Linked DNA regions of Mus musculus: all the other regions are linked to region 3. A link is a loop called in an ENCODE intact Hi-C map of the cell type or tissue named here. Cell type or tissue: left cerebral cortex. All regions are shown on one strand. Links, peaks and the distances in the headings refer to the core of each region. The heading gives the core; the rest is flanking DNA. Region 1 overlaps Phka2 (phosphorylase kinase alpha 2). Region 2 has its middle 100 kb from the start of Phka2. Region 3 overlaps Rs1 (retinoschisis (X-linked, juvenile) 1 (human)). Region 4 holds the start of Phka2 (phosphorylase kinase alpha 2).

Region 1 (5,000 bases), core at 1-5,000, 180 kb after region 3:
GTATAAGTCAAAGTTAACTAGGGCAAATTTAGTCCATTTTGGCAATGAAGAATTACATGACCAGAGTAGACTAGGGCACTGAAAAAACTTCCAGAAAGACAGACTTATTCTGCTTGGTGAACAGCTTGGTTCAGACAGACGTCATTCTGTTAAGATGTGCCCCTGTCAGGGTCTGCCTGCCTAGCTATTGTTGCTGGAAGGATCTTTTCACCTTCAAGATGTGTCACTAGTTCATCGAACCTATTTCTGTAACTCTTGGTGAGAGCCAATTTAAGCTGCTTCTCTGTTCACTCTGCACTCAGAAGAGACCAATTTCTAGTTCCTTTTTGGAGTCCATGAGAGCAGATGCTGTGACAAATGTTCCAGTGAAATGAACCTAGAAAATGATCCCAGGGTGCTTCTCAGGGGAGCAGCGGGTTCATCAGCATTAGCTGTGGCTTAAACACATCCTGCTTTCAGCCTGAGTGCTGTCATCTCTCCCTGCGAAGCTTTCTGGTGGGACATGCTTTTTGTGACAGAACAGGGGCTCGAGGGGGAAGGCAGAAGAACGTTCCCAATGAGTCTACAAATGACAGATTCAGAGGGTGGACATGTTTATGGGTAAGGCCCTACTGCATCTGGCAGCCTGAACTGGGCAGCAGTTCCTGCAAATGAGAAGCGACCGCTTTTGTTAGGTAGGTCATTGTACCATAAGCCCCACTAGGAGCACTGTCATAAAAGAGGTGGCAAATTCCTGTGGCTTGGTCTTTTTCCAGGATGTCTGTGGTTCCAAATGACACCTGCAGCCAGAAAAAGCAGGAAAAAAAATGAGTGGGACCTCTCTTTTTCTGTCACAAAGGACTCTGCATGTTGGAAGTGGTGTCAGCTGGGTTACAGGGGAGGCTGGGAGCTGGAGGCTAGGCCTCACAGCACAAGGCAGGTGACATGATGACAATGACACAGAATGCATGGTAAAGTGGCCACTGTGGATACTGTGTTTTCACAGGCCTCCTTTTGCTGCTCAGTACCGATTCTTATGACAGCTTCTTTGCCCCACTCAATTTTGTGTGCACGGTAAGTAGTTTACCCAAAACCAGGTATGTAATGTCTGGAATAAAACCTACAGCAACAAAGACCAGCTTCCTTAAAGGTTGTTAGATTTCCCAAGTGGCCAACTTCGCCATTTCCTAACCAAATGGTTGACATTTTTTTCTTTTCTTTTCTTTTTTTTTTTTTTTTTTTTTTTTACCATCTGTGATGACATTTTCTTGGTTTGAGTATATGCCTTCCAATTAGACACTATCTCCAGCATGTACAGGGAGAACTAGCAACCAAACCGACTACCCCGCCTTTGGCCCAGTTACACCCACCTGGTCCTGCAGGAACAGCTGATTGGCCAGCTGCACTATCTGGTCCACATGGATGATGCCCCCGATACTGTCCATTTCGGTATCTGAGAGCAGAGTCAGTACCATGATGGCTTCTACCAGTAGCTGCCGATACTCAGGCTGGGACACACGGTTGAGCACTGACTCCACATGGACGGCAAACTTGATCTCACAAGGGGTCATCTACCAAATGATCAGCAGGTTGCCAGTGTGAAAGATGGGCCAGACAGAGCCCTATCATCAATGCTGCCCTAGCACCTTTGGAGCTCAGCTAAAGGCTACCTTCCTCCTGGCCACTGTCTTGACTTTATAGCAGCAGCCCTCTGGAACAAAGGATGACTGCTTTTCCCTGAGGGCCAGCTGAGCTTGTTCTAGTTCTTTTTGTCTGTCTTTTGACAGTGACTTTTAGGGAGCAGGGGCTATTTCTTATTTCTTAAAGAAATTCCCTGTGGTATAAAGAATGGTACCAGGCTGGCAGATGGCAGGTTTACAAAAGGAACACAGCCATTCAGGGCAGAATCTTTTTAAAAAAAATGGCAGGTAGAGAGATGGCTCAGTGGTTAAGAGCACTGACTGCTCTTCCGAAGGTCCTGAGTTCAATTCCCAGCAACCACATGGTGGTTCACAACCATCTGTAATGAGATCTGACGCCCTCTTCTGGTGTGTCTGAAGTCAGCTACAGCGTACTTATGTATAATAATAAATACATCTTTGGACCAGAGCAAGCAGGGACTGAGTGAGCAAAGTTGACTAGAGTGAGCGGGGATGACCGGAATAAGCAGAGTTCCTCAAAATTCAATTCCCAACAACCACATGCAGGCTCACAACCATCTGTACAGCTACAGTATACTCATATACATAAAATAAATAAACAAATAAATATTTTTTTAAAAAAAGAATGGTATCTTGGGCAGGGTAAAATTAAAAAAAAAAGAAAACAAAACAAAACAAAATCTGTTTTTTAAAAGACTGCCTGAAGTGCCTGGTGTGGTGCCTCCTGCTTGAAAGGCTAAAGATAACCCAGAGCACACGGAGGGCAGGGAAAGCAAAGGCAAGGCTGCTGGTGCTTGAAGGGGCCTTGACTGGCTCTAGTGCATGCCTGACAGGCTTTGGGTGGGCTTCTAAGGGCCCAGAGAGTTTATAAATGCTATTGCTCAGGGGAATGAGAGGGAAAGGTAACAAGAAAGGAATTTTGCACAATTTGAGGGTAAGACAGTTAAAGTGATCAGAACTACAGACGGCCTAGTCCATAGAGTAATGCTAAAAGGCATATGCAGAATCAGCCACGAGGTGAGCCCGGGCTGGGCTGCTCTCTGGGTCTTCTCACTTTACCTCTTGGGTTGTCGAGGATGGGAGGACGTAACCATCGATGGACAGGCCATGGCACTAGAAGCAGAACACAGACATTTCAGTCAGATTCCAACACAAGTGTGTGCTTGCTCACACACTCACACACACACACACACACACACACACACACACACACACACACACACACACTTTCCTTGCCCTGGAAATCTGCATGAGGGTTGGAACATGCCAGACTGTCAGAGTTATTTTTAGAGCGCTGTTCTCACTGCCCACAGGCTGTGTTTTCGATGGAACAATTCTAGGGAAAGCAGCAGGCATCTTTCAGATTGGTGCAGGAACAGTGTCCTAGGGAGCTGCTGTGTCCTCCTCCCAAGAGGCTCTGCATTGCACTTGGCAACTGGACCCTGGTGCCTGCCAGAGCCCCTTTGGTCCCACAATGAAGAGAGATTGTCATGGTGAAGTAATGCTCCTGTGCCTTTGCAGCCGTCTATTTTCGAGATTTCTATAATAAGCACCAATCACAAAAGGCTGGAGCACATGCACACGCACACACGCACACCCATGTATATAAATACCAACAGGGTGCAATATAAAATGCTGCTTTTTCATAATAAAAGCATGTTGGTATTGGGCCAGCAGAAGCCTGGCCGGAAATGTATGGTGCCCCAGAAAGACTGAGGAGAATTTCGAGGAATAGTTGGGCCTGTTCTAATCGGCCACCTTTTACCCTCCAGTTGGCAGCAGCTGCCCTGCCTTCATGCTGCCTGGTTCAAGGGCTCCTTACGAGTCTAGAAGGGTGGACCTGGGGCCTCTACAGGCAGCCATCTTGCGCAAGGCCTTGGTTCACAGAGCATAGGCCCTGAAGCCCTGTGACTGGCCCTGGGCACTTGCTACAGAAAGAAGACATCGAGCTGTGGCTTCACAAATGAGGTGGAATATGTTCTCATTCAGGATTACTGCAGTTCTCTCCTACTGTGAAATGAGCTAAAAAGGAATGGTTCAGAGAAAAAAAGAAATTTGTCTTGCTTTGCAAAGCTTTTAAATGAGGCACATTGTCCCTCCATGGGGGAGGCAGGTCAAGCCCTGGTGGGGGCCTTGGGAGTGGTGTGAATACTCTGGAGTAGGAATGTGGGGGAAGATGGGATTGTGGGGTGTTGAGAACAAAGTGGCGCTGCCTTCCCACGCTGCCCCCACTTTAGCAGCAAGTGTTTTAGACAGGGCCTCCTGCACTCAGGTGTGTGGTGCATTGCTGGCCATGGATGTGTCATTTCCTGTCAGTTTCAAACTCCAAACTCCAATGCAATGTTAACAGTCCCTAGGCAGATGGGAAGCACAGTGCTATTCCACTGCGATGGGAGCAGTGGGCAGCTGGTTACGGGATTGGGGGGGGCCCTAGGGTCTCTATCTTCCAGCTGTGGAAACACAGTTATTCCAGGGCAGGAGGGAGTGTGTATCTTCAGGGCACACGGATTCTGGGACCAGGCTATAATATTTTGTTTCTTTGTACCCTAGAACACTTATCAAGTAGAAGGGGCTCCATCATGCCCTGAATGACTCACGCATCATGTCTGTCAGCCTCGCGCTGACAGCTTGAGAAGCTGTCTGTGTGGTAGCTAGCCAATACAGATCCAGTTCATGCTGCAGGTTCTCTGTGGCATTTTTGCTCAAACTCTTCCCTGCCCTCTCTGGTTTTTGTCTATCTTTAGTTTTCTATGATCCTAAACTATGTCAAAGTTGGTTGCACACAAACAGGAATGCTATTTTGTCATGCCTTGCAGGGCCATTTGGCAATGTTTGAAGTTATTTTTGGTGTCATGTCTGGAAGAGGAGATGCTACTGACAACCAGTAGGTAGACACTGCCTCCTATACAACAGTGCACAAGACAGTACTATAGTAGAGCCACCTAGCCCTAGATGCCACAGTGCCAAGGCAGAGAGACTTTGCTCTAGGCTGAGCCATTCAAGGTTGGAGATACATGTTCTATAGCCATCTGCTGCCTGGTACTTGGTAGGGCCACTGTGCCTCCTGAAGGTAGACAGGGTCAGGCTCATTTTCCCGAGAGTCTATGTCTCCTCAGCACCCACCTCACCTTCTGAAGGATCTTCCACACTTTCTGGTAGAATCCCACGGGGACCCTGTTAATGGCCCCATCCAACCTTCTCCGGCGCAGCCACTGGCCCTGCTGTTCTCCCCAGCCCAGGTGCTGTCCTCCAGAGTCTGTAGATGATGTGCCTGTCGGGGAGGATGGGGTGCTGGACCTCTGCAAAACAGATACCATATGGCCTTCAGTAGCAGGTGCCCTGGAGAAAAGCTGGCCACTT
Region 2 (5,582 bases), core at 339-5,338, 170 kb after region 3:
CAAGGTGGGAGCATGGCAGTATCCATGCAGGGATGGCATAGGAGGAGCTGAGAGTTCTATGTCTTCATCCAAAGGCTGCTAGTGGAAGACTGACTTCCAGGCAACTAGGGTGAGGATCTTATGCCCACACCCACAGTGACACACCCATTCCAACCAGGTCACACCTATTCCAACAAGGCCACACCTCCAGATGGTGCCACTTCCTGGTCCAAGGATATACAAACCATCACAGCATAGTAGTAGGTACTAAGCATATACTGTAGAAATAACTGACTGCCAGTGTTCAGTGGACCCACATGACTGGTAAGGAAGAATTGTTAGGCAGTTGGCTGTTTTCTTCAGGTGGTCCCTTAGGAGGGTCCTGGACTTCCTGTCTTAGGAATGTGTTTTCCTAGCCTGGGACTTGGGGCTTCTTAGGCCAAGGGCAGAACTTTAGCGTCTGTGTCTAGAGGGTTAAAAAGGTGACAATTCTGGGGGAACCTCTAATGTCACCATGAAGTGGAGTCTGGATTGTCAGAGTAGGTAGTCTACCTTGGAACTGTGTTCTAGGCTTTGTCCCTAGCATCCTTCCTCTCCAGAAGAATACATGTATGAGATGTCTTTATGTAAGAATATCCTATGGTGAGATCAGAGGACATCCCTACACTGCCACATGACTCCCTTCCTGGGGTCCCTGAACTACTTCGATGGAGGTTATCTTAAAGGAAGCCTGTCAGATATTGCCATAAGCCTTTCAGAGAATGTCCTTGGAGCTCCAAATAAGATTATCTTGGGCCAATGAAAATGTCACCGTTCTTTGTTCTTGGCAAGAATCCCAGCTCCCTCAGCTTGGGAACACCATTTACCCCACACCAAATGGAAACTTCATTTGGATATTATGTTCATCTCCAATTAATAAATTACAAGAGGAGAAGTTAATTCATCACTTGAAGCTTGGGCCAATAAAAACTGTCCACAGCATAGGAAACAGAGGATGATAAAGCAGCCCCTCATTAGGGCAGGGCTCTCATTTCTTTGAGGTCCCTTGCATGTTGGGTCTGAGTATATGAAATGGCTTCCAGGGAATCTGTCATTGGAACAGTCCCCACCTCTGGAGGGACCCAAATGAAGTGACAGTGTTAGAACTAGAAGTGCCTCCAATATGTTGAGTGATGAGGGTGGCTTTGTCATGGCTGTAGGGACTCTTAGTCCATAGCCTGGCATGACCCAAAGTGGCAGACAACTCCCCACTCATCACTATTTGCTTTAGACCCTACCCTGCAAATCTCAAGGGAGAGAGCTGTTCCCTTTTCTCAGAATGCCTGTGTAGCAGAGTACCATGGGAATGCATGAAGGAGTCTCGCTCAGGCTTGATGCTAACGTGTGTGATGGAATGTATGTTTCCTTGCTCATAGCAAAACTGACTAACTAGGGTGCAGGGAAGGCCCTGGTAGCTTTCCTCCCCTGGGAATGTCACCTATGCCCAGTCTCCTGACCATGGTTTTCTGCAAAGCTCCCTTGGTGTTCAGTGATGTCACTGAAAGGCTGGTGACATTGATGTCAAATGATGAAAAGCAGCAGACCCTCAGCTTGTCCTCTGTGCACCGTTCTCAGCCTTCCCATCACTCACTAACATTTTCTAGCCATCCTGTGAGGAAAAGGCTATTGTCATTGCTCCTGGTTCACTGAGGACAAAATAGAGACCCAGGAAGGTTAGGTAGATGTTGGAGGCTACATGTGATACCTGTCTTGGTCTCTGGATTGCCCAAAAGCTATTCATGAGACTTCATTTAAGCCATCTGAGCCCAGAACCTCAATATTCTCCTCTTTTTCCAAATTTATGTTTAAAAAAACCAGTTGCATATATTATAATCACCAAAATGGCCATATTTCCCTCTGTTTTATTTTTATTTTTCTGTCTCTGGCAAGCCTAGGGTGCCATCCACCCCAGGGAGGAATCCCGGGAAATGAGGAAATGTTAAGTGTCTCAGTTAAGTGTCTGCTAAGCCCCAGTCTCAGTGCTCTTCCTGGCTGTTCAAGTGCCCCTTAGCAATGTCCATCTTTGAGCCTTTGTCACTGAAAGAGAACAAATAGGGGACAGTAATCCTGAACTGAGGCATAAAGTCCCCCAATTCAGCAAGTATAAATGGAAACTCTGAGGCCGTGTGATTCACTTTGCCAACATGACTCATGTTCTGCTAAGGTTTCCATGAACAATATGTTCACAGTCTGGTTTAATTATAGCCTAGATCTGCCACTGCCTCGGTGAGCCCCAGAGGCACCCGGCCCTCACCCCCCACTGTTGCCAGTTAAAATGTCTCCCAGGGAGAGAGGGGGAGAGGACACTGGAAATGGTTTTCTGCCAGTTCTATTGGTCACATGGCATAGTGGATAGTCTCTACAGGGGGGCTTAGTGAGGGGCAGCACCCCCAAAGGTGCTGGAAAAGCATGTGCTCACAGGGTGCCTGTACTGCTGGGGCTTCCCCTCCATGTAGAGTTGAGATTCACAAGCACCCAGTGTGGGTGTTTGGAGTGATCAATTGAGAGAAAGAAACAGGGTTGAGTCAACGCTCCTGCAAGCGAGGGTGGAGGGAACCCCGAGGCTGCCTGATGAGCTTGGGGGTGGTTCCACACATGGGCTTGGTGACAGTGGACAGAAAATGAAAAACAAACCCTGTCCCATCCACTTCACAGGCACTTTGCCATTGCAGTGGAAGACACAAGGGCTCCTGCTTGGGAAGGGTATCATTTTACAAATCTAGAGTGGACCTTTCACTCTCTTATGCAGCTATTAGAGTGTTTCAGAGGCAGCAGGAGCTGGCTGCCAAGAGTGGAACAGAGAGAAGGCATTTGGGGCTATCTCTAAAAGGAATTCTTTGAATGTTAGGTTCCAGGAGCCTTACCCCTACCTATATTATAAAATTTAATATTTATTAAGCAATTTATTATGTGCCAAGTGATATCCATGCACTATACAAATATTAATATGTTTGTCTCTTGCAACAACCTCAGGAAGCAGAGGTGCGATCATGGAGCCAGTCACTGTGGAGCTGAAGGTGGCAGCATGCAGGGCTTGGTCTGGAGCTTGTGCTCTGTAGCACTGCTGGCATTGGGTGGCACTGGGCACCAAGGTTGTGGTGTGGGGACAGAGCCTTGAGGAAAAGCAGCTCTGTCTACTGCATGTCCGTGACCTCATTCTCCCATAGTTGCAGGTGGCCCTGGAAGCTGAGTCTAGCACCCCACTCCATGTGTTCTGAGGGTGTCCAGTGGCTCAGAGAAAAGATGAGATCTGCTTCCTCAGCCTTCTTCCTTCCCAACAAATTTCAGATTCACTCCTGCATTCTTCACCCCCACCCCGTATATATGATGAGAGAGAGAGAGAGAGAGAGAGAGAGAGAGAGAGAGAGAGAGAGAGAGGGGGGAGAGAGAGAGAGAGAGAGAGAGAGAGAGAGAGAGAGAGAGAGAGAGAGAGAGAGAATGTGTGTGTATGTGTGCATGTTTGTGTGAGTGCAGACACCTGTGCTATGGGGCACAATGTGAAGGACAAAAGACAACCCTGGTGTTAGCCCCAGCTTCCCACCTTGTTTGAGTCAGGGTGTTTTTTGTTATTCACTGCTGCCTACATCAGGCTATCTTGATGAACAATCCTGCTTCCATATTAGGCTTGAAAGCTATAAGACAAACTATTTCTGTTAATGATTAAACCTCTGTTTCTTAAGGATTAGGCTATGCCCCACCTGTAACTACAAATGGCTCTGAACTGCCTGTTCTAGGAATGATGATCATGCGTTTGTTTGAAAAAGTTATGTCCATCTCACAAACATGTTGTTTCAGGAAGTTATGACTAACTTGTCATGCTTATGTTCTGCTTCTATAACCCTGTTTGCCCACTAAGTCCTCCATTTGGAAACCCCCTACCCCTGAGCTATAAAACCCTTATATTCCCTATGTCCAATGCTGACTTCTTGAACCTCACCTTAGGGGGAGGCAGCCCTTGTACATGAATAAGAATGCTTATTTAATCATTTAATAAATTTGGCCACAGTGATTTGGGTTGGCTGTCTTTCTCCTCCCATCTTCTGGAATTCCCTTATCTGTCTCCCATTTCATTGTCGAAGGACTTGGATTCCAGAGACTTGTGCTTTACATGGGCCCTGGAATCCACACACAGGTTCTCATGCTTGATTGCAAAGCACTTTACCCACTTCTTCTTCTCGTCCCCACTCTCCCATCTAAGAGCACCCCTATTTCTCTCGAGGAAAGCAGGGCCACTTTGCAATAACAGGCCCTTAGGTGCCAAGTGTCAAGAGGAAGAAAGCATGTCAGTTAAAGCTACAAGCAGGGGTTAGGATGTGCCTCCCTTCTCCAGTGCCATGCCCTGCCCTGGCTGCAGGGGTAGAGTGGAGTGTTTAGAATGGAACACAGGTCAGGGCCTTAGCCACTCTAGGTGTTCACAGCAGATGCTTAAATTGGCCTCACACCAGGCAAGCTAGCTTGGGGGCCCTCAGAGTTCAACGTCTCACACTGTATTTCTCTCTACTAGCTGCTGTGTAAGACCTGCCAAAGCTTTCTATTGATACAAATGATCATCAGCTTTGTATACTGAGAAAACACCCTAGGAAAGCTGAGTCACTATTCATAGGCACAGTGCAAAGGTCACCTGTCTGAATGCAAATTTCATTTTTTTGGAATCATCCTGGCCTGTCCTTCAGAGTGCAGCCTTGCTTGCAAGATCCAGCATGGAGCTAGGGAGTGACAGCTACAACTGGCTCTTGAACTTCTGCCATAGGCCAACATGAACAGTGTAAGATTGTTAAGCATTCATTGTTGCATGCATTCATGTCTTGCTGACCTCTAGACTTAACACACAAAGATAGATTGTATAATCACCATATATTTCAGAGAGGAGGAAACTGAGGCACCAAGAGACTATGTATACTCAGAGGTACTCTAAGCAGGAGGTGGTTGAAATTCTGTCTGCTGATGAAGACAGGATTGGGGGTTCAGGGAGCAGTTGCAGCTGGGGTCTGTATCAGAAACTAAATGCTGGCTCCCTTAAAGCTGTGCCAAAGGCACCTCGGGTCAAGGTATCTAGGGTGACTGTGTCTGTATTACATCTGAGACTCTGGTTACCAGCTTTGGCTGTTTCTAAAACACTATCTGCTTTTCTTTGGACCTTCAGGTGGGTCCTTTGAGAGGACCTTAGTAGGCTGTTGTTCCACATCTTGAAAGCTGGGGAACTTGGAGAAATGCTCTCAGTATAACTCTGGGCATGGAGCCAGGACTCTCTGACCTCGTGTGTTTTGGAGGCCCGAAAAAAAAGCCTTGCTGGGCACGCTGGGATTATGAGCCATGACAAGACCCTGTGCTCTTGACTGCCCATCCACAAACAGAACTGCCAACTCCCAGGCTGGCTTTAGAGTATGGGGTGTGGTATTTGTGTGCCATGTATAAAGCTGCAGCTTTGCTGCCCCCTCTTTTCCAGGCAAACACCTCACAGGACTGGGCCTCCTCTGAGTCAGTCCTCTGTTCCAGACTGTTTCTGCCCATTTCCACTTCTGCCCTTCAAGGTGCATGCTACTGGCTAACCTTCTGGAATGTTC
Region 3 (5,582 bases), core at 225-5,224:
CGATAAATCTTGGTTTTCTTTGAGAGCTTAGCTTACTCCAAGTACCGCACAGACATTGCTAAAGCCAAGGTTTAGATCCTGCATTGAATGGCTTCCTAGAGCTCTACATGTAGATGCCTCTTATTATTCTAAACAGGACCCAACCACAAGTTGGTAGAGTAGAGAACAGTGCCAACTCTTATATGCTTCTGTTGATCGGTAGAAGGGAGTCTAGCCTCTTTGGTTTTGGTAATTTATTCCAAGGCTGAGCATATGTGTTCCCCATAAACCACCAATTCCATTCATAATTAGAAATGCTTTCATATATTTTTTCCTGGAATAAAAATGTGCCCTAGAATATTCATGGAAGCAGACCTTGTAATGCCTACTCTTCAACTGGAAGTACTTGTGTGACCGTCAAGAGGCAAGATACATAGTGATAAATTCACAAACTAGAACACTAAATCACAATGAAGATAATCAAAAGTAAAATGACGTGGTAATAAGGAGTGGTTTCTCCTCTCCATTCCACAGACCCCGCCCGCTCTTAGCACTACCCAGCATGCCTCACTGCTAAAGATAGTTGCACACATCTATCCTCCATCTGTGAATGCAGAGAAATGAAACCCACTTGCTCAACGCCCCTCAGATGGGTGCTCCTCAGGATATTGCCTTATCTCTCTGATGAGTCTTGAGACCATGGTCTGCCTCCTGCCCACCTCTCTTTATGAACATTTGCTCTCTGCGTTTCTTGCCATGCCCTGGTCCACAGATTTTTTTCTTTTTTCTTTGTCTCAAATTTCCCTACTTACCTGTCAACTTCTCTTCTTCCACATCCCCTTTGCTATGAAAAGGACTTTTCCTAATCCCAACTCACCTGTTGGCCTTGGCTTTTGTTCTCAACATCCTTCCTCCCTCCCTCCCTCCCTCCCTCCCTCCCTCCCTCCCTCCCTTCCTTCCTTCCTTCCTTCCTTCCTCCCCCCCTATTCTTTTGAGTCAGGGTCAGGGCTAGAGCTAGAGCTCAGTTAGTAGAGTGCTTGTCTTAACATGCACAAAGCCTCAGGGTTGATCCCTAGCACCACATGAACTAGACATGGCAGCATTCATTCTTGTAATCGCAGCACTTGGAAGATGAAAGCAGGAAAACCAAGAAGTTCAGGGTCATCCTTTGCTTCATAGTGAGCTCAAAACTAGCTTCCAGCCAGCCTAAGCTACATGAGATCACTGAGCTATATATAACCATAGTCCGGGAGAATTCATGAGATTAGCACCTCTCGGATTTGTTAATCAGGAGGTACTATGTTCCACCTTCTACTCTCAAGAGAATCTGGGATACCTAAGAGACAATGAACTAAGGACCTAGCCACAAGGCAGACATAGGGTAGGAGCTTATTCCTATGCTTCCTTAAATTTGGGGCGGATTTCTTGCAGGTTCCGCCACCCACTGGCTTCCCACCCCCTCAGCCCCAGAGGCCTTACTGGTTGCATAAACATCAGTTTGCCAAGACTTTTGTGGAGAGATAAAAGAGAGAGGACCAAAGCCCAAATATGTCGCTAAAGAATATCTACTAAAGTTCAGGTGAGCCAACCCACGGTTCACAAGAGGCTCAGCAAATACCTTTCAGGGACTTCTGCAACCTTCCTTATTCCTGGAGGGGTAAGGATGAGACCTAGCTGCTAATCAGGCATGGTGTAGGAGCTTAGTCCTATTAAATTTGGAGTTGATTTCTTGCAGGTTCCCCCACCCACTGGCTCCCCTCCCTAGCAAGCATTTGACTGCAGGCAGCCTGGGATTCTAAGGTGCCAGATTCCTATGAAAATGAGCAGAGACAGAGGGAACAGCAGGCGCTTTTTACAGAAAAAAAACACTGTCACCAAGGGAGCAGTGAATGAGAGTCACTGTTGCAGTTCCCCCAAAATGATTTAATCACCAAAACAACTGGGGAATAAAAGCTTAAAGCTTTTTTTGTCTACAACATATCACACCAGAATATAATATTGTTGGAAAGTGAGAAAGGTGGGGGAAATGGCAACCTTTAAAAGAAAAATCATAAATTACTTCCACCTTTTTCTGCCTACTCAGGTCGTTCCGTGCTCCAGGCACATGTTTACAGGTGACACTGCCACTTGCTCATCTTAGATTTGTGCAAAATGGGCTCAAGTGTCCTTTTTATTCAAATGGTTGAGCCGCTGGGGAGGTCCTTGTCACCACTGGGGGTTGGGGTGGGGTGGGGTCAATCAAGGCATGCTTATTTCTCTGCATGGCCCAAGTGGAAAAGGATACCTTAGTGATATAGAGACGAGATTATTTTAAATTATTTTGGTCTTTCTGATTGGGGATCACCAAATACAGTATTCACTCATTTAGGAAACTGACAAAGCAGGGGAGAAAAGTATAAAAGTATGAATGATTAAAAAAATAAAAGTAACCAGTCCCTTCATCTACTTGAGAAACACGAAAAAAGACACAGGAGAAAACTAGCAGGCTGCAATAATGTCCCTCTTGGGAAGAAGAAAGAAGGAAATTGCTTCTAGTGTGAAAGTGTTGCTATTTTAGGCGACAGGCATATTCATGGGTAAATCTGTTATCCTTTCATGCTCAACACAGATGAACCTCACAGACACACGGCAAGCAAAAGACAAAAGACCACATGTTGTGTAATACCATTTCAGTGTAAAGTCTAGAAGAGGTGAATCTATAGATGGCAGGAAGGGGATTTGTGGATGCCAGGGACTGGAGCTGGGGGCTGGGGAGAATAGGGAGTAAGTATTTAATATCTGTAGTGCTAAAAGGGTTCTAAAATTGGATCATATGTGCCCACAGATCTGTAAGCATATTTTTAAAAAAAACTATTGAAGTGTACCCTCTAAGTGGATGAATTAAATGGCACATAAACCACAGCTTTTAAAGGTTGCTTTTGGCTGGAGAGATGGCTCACAGATTAATAAAATATACTGCTTTTGCAGGAGACTCTATTCTCAGCACCAGTGTCTGGTGGCATAAAACTGCCTGAAACTCCAGCTTCAGGTGATCTGATGTCTCCACAGGCTTCCACAGGCACCTGCATGCAGATGTGCATACTGCTCCCTCAGACACATAATCAAAAATAAAATAAGTCTTAAAAAAAAACAGTTGCTTTTTACAAAAATAAAATTGCAGTATCTGATGGTTTTTATATCCACAAAAGGGACACAGTTACCTGTAAGATGGGGCCAGATAACCCCTTCCACCTTTGTATAGTAAACATAACCCCAAAAATGGACTAACACATTTTAATAGGATGGATGCTTTAATCATCATGAATGGCCTAAGATCCACAACGCACAGTGCTCTGACTTTGTTCTAGGCCATCAGTGGTTGTCTTAGTGTGATCACATGTGTGTTCCTAAATAAACTCTCACCCAGGGCAGAAACAAAGCTCATCTACTGATCTTATTTCCCAATAATAAGAAACTGCTGTCATCGAAGAATAGAAACAGCATAGACTAAATGAGCCAAAGAACCTTTGTGCATGGGCTCCCACTGTCCAGTGGAGTGTATCTTTCCTATGTGTGTTGGTTTATGTCTCCATCTGAACTAGAAACTGAGACAGCACAGCCTTTGTGTCCTATCACTGTCCTCTGTTTCCCACCGTATCCACATTTGCTCTGGGTGAAGTACACAGGAACTTTCTGAGTCATGCTATCCATTTTGGGATGGCTTGTTTCCTTCTAAGTATGGTGAGGGATATACACACACACATTAGTAACCGTTTAGAGGACTTCTGCCCATGGGGCAGTGTACTGAGTACTTACTTGAATGAGACTGCTCCCCTGAGGCTCATATGAATGCTTGGTTCCCAGTTGGTAGAACTGTTTGGGAAGGGTTAGGTGTGGCCTTGTTGATGGAGGCATTTCACTGGGGACAGCTTTGAGGTTTCAAAAGCTCACACCAGGCCCACTTAGCTATCTCTCAGCTTTGTAACCGTGTCTCAAGATACAAGCTCCCAGCTACTACACCAGTACCATGCCTGCCTGCCTGCCTGCTACCAAGTCCTTGCCTTACCCTCTATAACTATAAACCCTCAATAAACTGTTTCTTCTTCTCTAAGTTGCCTTGGTCATGGTGCCTTAGCACACCAGTAGAAAAATAAGACAGATGGGAGGGCCAAAGCACAGCTTTACTAGATGAGGGAATCTAGTCTAATTCTGAACATCAAACTCTAATGTTTACCCTGTTGCAAATATTCAGACATGGGTTTGTATTGCACACGGAGACCAGAGGACAATTGTGGGTATCCGTGGGTATCATTCCTCAGGAGACATCCATTTTGTCTTTTCTTTCTACCCTTTTTTTTAGAGACAAGGTCTCTCATTGGGCTGGAGCACACCTAGTAGGCTATGCTAGGCTAGACTGACTGGCTGGCTGACTGACTGGCCGACCGACAAGGTCCAGACATTTGCCTCCCTAGCACTGGGATTATAGCATGCATCACTATGTTTGACCTTTTTTTAGACTTTTATTTTTCATTTAATGTGTATGAGTGTTTGACCTGCATGCATATGGACCATGTCTGATGCATGAAGAGGCTACAGGAGGCTGTCTGAGGCCCTGGAACTGGAGTTATAGAGCCCTGGGAACCAAGCTGAGGTCCTCTTTAACAAGTGCTGTTAATTGCGAAGCCACCTCTCCAGCTGTCATGCCTAGTTTTTGTTTGTTTGTTTGTTTGTTTTTTAAACAAGAAAAGTTCTGGGGATCGAACTCAAGTTTCTGTGTGTAAGCTATAAGCACTTTCCAGACTAAGCTATCTCTCTGACTCCAGACAAGGGTTCTTGCTTAGATCTTTTTGTGAGAAAAGAGCAAGGAACCAAAGAGAAGCAACATCGATAGCAAACATCAGAAAGTCTGAGAAAGATCCTGGGATAAGCTGGGTATATATAACTTAGGGGTAGAGCCATCGTTTAGCAAGCACAGGGCCCTGGGCTCCATTGCCAGGCCTGACAACTGGAAAAAAAAAAAAGGTGCAAATTCCTGACACGTCATTGCAAAGGGTTAAGGTGTAATGCCAATAACCTTGCTTAAAAACATATCTTAGGAATTGGGTGTGGTGGCTCAGGCTTGAAATCTTAGCACTCAGAAGGTGGAAACTGGCTGACTGCTATGAGGTCAAATCCATAGGAAATTGAAGGCTAGCCTGAGTTTCAGTGTGGGATCCTGTCTCAAAAGAATAACAATAATAATAACAACTAAGAAAAAAAAAACCTGGGGCTGGTGAGATGGCTCAGTGGGTAAGAGCACCCGACTGCTCTTCCGAAGGTCTGAAGTTCAAATCCCAGCAACCACATGGTGGCTCACAACCATCCGTAACGAGATCTGATGCCCTCTTCTGGAGTGTCTGAAGACAGCTACAGTGTACGTACATATAATAAATAAATAAATAAAACAAATATGTATAAAAAAAAAAAAAGAAAAAAAAGAAAAAAAAACCTGTTTCTTTGTGTTTGCCGTATGACCTTGAGATTTTATTTTCACAAGGCTTTCCAGACACTAGAAATATTATTAGATAATAAAAGACACAAGACTGCTGGTTCATGAATATAGAAGAAACAGAGGAATTCTGACT
Region 4 (5,492 bases), core at 1-5,000, 270 kb after region 3:
TCCTGAGCAAAGGCAAGCCTGGACCAACATATGTGCCCCTAAGGTGCCACAGAACTCATAGGAAGTAGTGTTTTTCAACAAGGATTGAAGGATACTATAACGAGCCTGAGACCTTGCTTGATGAATAAGAAAGAAGCACTAAATCTCTGCACTTGGCATCTGACTACATCAATGGAACACAGAATTATGTCCAAAGACCAGAAAACAATTAGCAGCAGTATCAAGCCTTCCAGGAATGGGAGCATCATGGGTCAGGATGGTCAGGAAAGGACTGAGGAGCATGTGGTCTGTAACAAAAGCACCCACTGCATAGTGGTTGCACATAATGTGCCCAAGGAGAGTACACTAGACATTCGTTTTTTTAAAAATAATAACCAATTCCCATTCTACGGTTGAAGGTGTTAACTCAGAAAAGATAAACAGAAAGCTCTGGGTATAATGGTGTACACCTTTAATCCCAACACGCATGAGGCTAAAGCAGGTCACGTTGAGGCCAGCTTGGTCTACATAGTGAGTTCTAGGTTAGCTTGGACTCTTTACAGTTCTCTTTACAGCTCTTTCTATCATAGTAATGGGTAGAAACATTTTCAACTGGGACTTTTACGTTTTATACTTGTAATTACATTTTAAGAATAAAAGCAAAGAGTAACCTCTATCTCTGCTTAGCCCCTCTTCAACTCTCCACTGGAATGCCATGTCGTGCAGAACTCCTTCCTTGCCATCTATGGTTTGGCAGTAGGGGGGAGGGATGGGGGAGGGAGTATTTTCCTCAAATAAACCCTGCATTCCTTTATGAGCAATCCTCAGAGCCATTAACATATGGAAATGTTTCTCCTACATTTGCAGAAATTTCTTTTGGTGGCAAAGACAAGCTGATCTAATGTGAAACTCTTTTTATAGTCTTTACTTATTGCTTAGTGTGAACATTCATATTCCAATGGAGAAATAATAGTGGCTGTAACTAAGGGGTACTGCCTGGACTACTCTGGCTATTAGAGTATGCTTATAGAGTATGCATATGATTTTTAAAATCAAGACGTTTCTAGCTTACAAGCCACATTTGGCCCCAACGTGTTTCAAACAAGAAACACTGAACTTATTTTACGTTATTCATAAAATTCACCGTATTGTGCTATGAACATTTTTTTTTTTCTTTTACAGTGCTGCAATCCAATCCAGGGCCTTGAGACTACCAGGTAAACTACCACTAAGTCACACCACTGGCAGTACCATTTATTCATTTTATGTAGTTTGTATGATGCCTTGCATAGAAAAGATACACAATAAATTCTTCCTGAGTGAGAGGTCAAGGAATTAGCTAAGAAGAAAAAAAAAAGGTTAATGGTTTGGAAATGACCACCAACTGCTACTTCCTTCTCTGACTCTCAAAGCCCTAAAAATAGCTGCTGCCAACTGAAGGCAAGCAATATAGCTGATGTCTTTGCTCTGAACAAAAATAGCTCAGTGGTCTTACATTGGGCACTCACACATAACTTTTGCCAAGCAGGAAGCATAGCAGGCGTATTCATACCTGAGATTATATGCACAGTTTCACAGGACCCCTTGATGCTGATGCTCTGTGCCCAGAAGTTTTGTTGGCTGTAAAGCAGCAACCAGAGTGGTCATAGGGTCCTCTCAGGGGGATTTCTAACAAGGGAGGGGCAGTAACAGTTGCCCACACTCTGGTCAGATGCAAGCCTTGGGAGTTTTTCACTCCTGCCTACTGTTCCCAGAGTAGAGTTAGTTCACTGTTCTCCTTCAGTGTGCTCTGTCCAACCTAACAGACTTCTTTCATCCAAAAGAGGCAGTAAGGAAGGACCTCGAGGGGGGTGTCCCGATGGGGGGAAAAAGAGGAAGGGAGGAGGAAGAGGAGAGAAAAAAAAAGGTCCCAGAATTCTGCAAAGCAGCCGCAGCAACTGTTCAAAAGCCAGAATGCCTGACTTGTGAGTAAAGTGAATAAAATAGCGATAAGGGAGTAGGGTGATAACTGGCTAGCAAAGGACTGGATTAAAGTCGGAAACCTCTTAAATAAATGCAAGCTCTCATGAGTGACAGAGGCCTTGGGGAGAATGAGTTATATCAGTGGGCAGTTTCCACCGTTCTCTGGGCTGCTCTCTGTTTACCTGGTAACACAGGATGGTTTGCTGCACCAGCCTCGCGTACCCGTCCAGGCGGACCCCAGAATTGCTCCTGCTCCGCATCTCGCCCAAGCTCATGGGCCACGGAGCTGGACCTGCCCGCTGGTGTCCGCCAAAGTTGCCGCCTCCAAGCTGACCTGGTCCTCAAAACATTCAGCGTCAATGAGTTTCTTCAAAGGGGGCCGAGAGGAAGAGTTTTCAAACTGAGAGACCCAAAGTATGACTTGCAAGGCGAGCCAACCAGAGTGTCGCGCCGCTGGGCGGTGCGGGGGAGGAGACGGGGGTGGCGCTATCGCGGCCCGGCTTCCTCCCGGTCAGCAGCTGCCCCGAGGGTTTCTAGTCCCACCACCATGCTCGACAGAACCTAGACTGGGCACTAGGCTGGAGAAAGGCCTTGGCGGTACCCCTCTGTTTTGGGAGGCGGCTCCGGGTTGCTTGGGAGCTCACCTAAGCTTTACTAGGCTCCGCCCCCCTCGTGGGGCGGACTCTCCAAGTCTCCGCCTAAAGGGAGAGGGTCTACAGAGGAAGGCCGCTGGGAGCGGCGGGGAGCTGGGCTCTTAACGGAAATTCAGTTTTTTTTATTGACTTTGCTCCTACCTCAACCTGCTTCCAACCGCGGCTGAGGCTAAAGGAGCAGAGTCCTTCGGTCGCGGCCCCCGGGGTACGGAGGCCACCCCTCACGCCGGCCCGAACCAAGAAGCGGAACCCGTGCAGTCCCGCCCGGAAGGAACGCGTTGGGGGGGCGGTACCGATCTGCTCGCAGCTCCGCCCCCAGTCCGCCTCCTCCGTGGGGTTTGGAGCCCTCCTTGTCATGGCCTGACCAGGAAGGAAAATGGGGCAGCCCGCAGGAGTATGGAGAACTTGGATGGAAGCAGAGAACAAGTCGGCTTTCTGGGTCGGCAATGACAAGGTCTCCTGAGCGGAGCCGCCAAACCCACCGGAGACTAGAAAGAGGCTGGGCCGCCTGGGCATCCTTCGGATGACCGGCCGTCATAGCCCCGCCCTGTCCTGGGCCTCACCTGAGGACAGAGTCCCCATAGTGGAGCTCAGCACTGAAAGCAAGAAAGGGAGGCCTGAGTACTGTCCTCCACATACACTCCTGGTACCCGTGGCTCCTGGCCTTAGCTCCTGGGAGAATTTTGCAGTTCATTTATAATAGTATATTTTGAAATTTGGCATCCCATTAGTTGTCAAGGTTGCTAACCACAGGCCGCATTCTTTGATCCTGTCTTCATTGTCCATCAAAATCTGGCCCACAAATAAATTTGACTGGGCAGCTGTTCTAATGTAATTGCTTCCACAAGCACTTTGTTATTCTCCACTTTGACCCATTTCATTGTCTAAAACTTACCTTTGCCTTAAAGACTAGGTCAGCCCACTCATTAGCGTTTCCAATTTTCTGGATTCCTATAGCAGTTTCCTCAGTAAAGATGGGGCAACGAGTCAGTTCGAACTGCACTTTATTCCATTTCTGATTTATATAGACATTTGTGTTACTGTTTCAGTTGTTTGACTTTTACTGTTTTTATCTGTTGGGGTAAACCTCATGCCTTGTAATGTGACAAGGTCAAGTGCGTGTAGCACATACTTGACTCAGAGTGGCACTTAAACCAGAGCTATTTTCAGCACCATTTGGAAATAGTGTATTGTTTACATTTTAACTGAGGCATACTTTTCTAACTGGATTATGAGATGCTTATGAAATAGCTTGGTATCTCCCACCACACCTGGCACAGAGTTGATTGTACATGTGTCTAGGGCTCAATGTTGATGGACTGAAAATGAGTCCTGCTTATTTGACTCCCCTTATAGTTAGTCTTTAACTAAAGCACCCAACCCCTATCAGCCCACATACTTTTTCTCTGAGACAGAGTCTTGTCATGTAGCCTAGGCTGCTCTCAACTATATTATGTATCCAAGACTATTCCTCAAACTCACAGCAATACTTCTTTCCTCGGCATCCAAAGTGTTGGGATTCTGAGTACGTGCCACCACACCCAGCTCGAGTACTTTTCAACATTCTTTTCAAGCCTTGGTGCATGTATATGTTTTACATTGGGCAGTTCCCCTCATATCTTCTTACCATTCTTTTCTCAACTCATTATTTGTTTTAATAATGGCACTGAAGTTATGAAACAGTGCACAATGTACTTCCATGTAGGAGTTGCTGTGGCCTAGGGAGTAAGATTAAGCATTCAATTACCATAATTGAATCCCTTTAGTAATCTTTCTATGTACCTTTCCTGGAGATTTCATATATTCTTCTGTATTTAAAAGGTGGCATCATTGCTTATTTTTAGGATGGCTTGTGTTCTCATTGGAAGCTTAAGACTCTGTCTTAGAGGACAGCATGCAAAGTGGAAATATCATGTCTTTTGAACCTAAAGTACCCTGTCTCTGAATTGGGAGGGTCCATTCTTAATCAACTTGAAAAAACTAACCAGTTAACCAAATTAAACTATTTCTGTAATAATTTAGTTTAGATGACCTGGAATCATTTTACTTTCCCATTACCATAGTGTAAAAGAATGTTAAATTTGTCTCTGCTCCAACTTCTTGCAGCTATATAAGATTGAGAGTCAAGGAGAGGACATACCAGGGACTATAAGGGTTTCTTCATAGTGAAGAACGTATCTATTAAATATATTTTAAAAGCATATATTTTAAAGCCAGGAATGGCGATACTTGTAATCCCATCTTTGTGGATACTGAATCAGGAAGGTCCTGAATTTGAGGCAAGCCAGCCAGGGTTACAAGGCTATATAGCTATCTAGGTAAACATGATAAAAATACACTATATGGAATTCTCAAATAATTAATAAAATATTATTTTAAAGGCTATATATTTGTGATAGTTTGTATATTCTTGGACCAGGGGGTGGCACCATTTGGAGGTGTGGCCTTGTTGAAATAGGTGTGACCTGGTTGGAGTAGGTGTGTCATTGTGGGTGTGGGCTTAATACTCTCACCCTAGGTGCCTGGAAGTCAGTCTTCCACTAGCAGCCTTTGGATGAAGACATAGAATTCTCAGCTCTGCCTGGGCCATGCCTGCCTGGATGCTGCCACACTCCCACCTTGATAATAATGGACTGAACCTCTGAACCTGTAAGCCAACCCCAATTAAATGTTGTTTGTTTTTTTTTTTTTTATAAGATTTGCTTTGGTCATGGTGTCTGTTCACAGCAGTAAAACCCTGAATAATACAATATTCCATATGAATATATATTTAAATTTTATATGCTCTGATTTCTTGATGTTATATCTGGAAACTGAGGTGAGAAATAAATGAATATATTCCTAAGAATTTTTGACCCAATTTTGTTCCTTTTTTAAAAAAAATCTTTTTTATGCACA

The links. Hi-C counts contacts between places; a loop is a spot of excess contacts. Peaks named below come from ENCODE experiments on the same cell type or tissue, not always from the same donor. Only the 100,000 strongest peaks of a DNase experiment are listed, where the experiment ranks them.
Region 1: it touches region 3 in a loop (3-fold over the local background); 7 of 42 quality-filtered maps call a loop at or near these places.
Region 2: it touches region 3 in a loop (6-fold over the local background); 4 of 42 quality-filtered maps call a loop at or near these places.
Region 4: it touches region 3 in a loop (2.2-fold over the local background); 5 of 42 quality-filtered maps call a loop at or near these places.

Annotation. Positions count from the first base shown.
Region 1 is chrX:160,586,718-160,591,717 of GRCm38, reverse strand. It overlaps Phka2 (phosphorylase kinase alpha 2), which reads right to left. Exons shown (of 33, transcript NM_172783.4): 30 at 4,769-4,939; 31 at 2,700-2,753; 32 at 1,350-1,550; 33 at 1-779. The coding sequence ends at 609. Among named protein-coding and RNA genes, the nearest start is that of Phka2, 87 kb to the right of the region's middle. In left cerebral cortex, for the core only: a CTCF peak has its summit at 2,029 (motif pointing left); DNase peaks (open chromatin) are centred at 415, 750, 1,411 and 2,957; H3K27ac peaks cover 3,542 bases.
Region 2 is chrX:160,601,050-160,606,631 of GRCm38, reverse strand. No RefSeq gene overlaps it. Among named protein-coding and RNA genes, the nearest start is that of Phka2, 100 kb to the right of the region's middle. In left cerebral cortex, for the core only: no CTCF peak of the experiment used is centred there; DNase peaks (open chromatin) are centred at 2,237 and 2,498; H3K27ac peaks cover 2,665 bases.
Region 3 is chrX:160,769,450-160,775,031 of GRCm38, reverse strand. The region is part of intron 1 of Rs1 (retinoschisis (X-linked, juvenile) 1 (human)); the gene reads right to left. Among named protein-coding and RNA genes, the nearest start is that of Rs1, 4.2 kb to the right of the region's middle. In left cerebral cortex, for the core only: no CTCF peak of the experiment used is centred there; DNase peaks (open chromatin) are centred at 1,504, 1,768 and 2,589; H3K27ac peaks cover 1,450 bases.
Region 4 is chrX:160,499,536-160,505,027 of GRCm38, reverse strand. It overlaps Phka2 (phosphorylase kinase alpha 2), which reads right to left and starts at 2,866. Exons shown (of 33, transcript NM_172783.4): 1 at 2,124-2,866. The coding sequence starts at 2,201. It overlaps Gm15241 (a long non-coding RNA gene), which reads left to right and starts at 5,210. Exons shown (of 4, transcript XR_387097.4): 1 at 5,210-5,243. In left cerebral cortex, for the core only: a CTCF peak has its summit at 2,417; DNase peaks (open chromatin) are centred at 820, 1,820, 2,652 and 2,855; H3K4me3 peaks cover 2,186 bases; H3K27ac peaks cover 1,504 bases.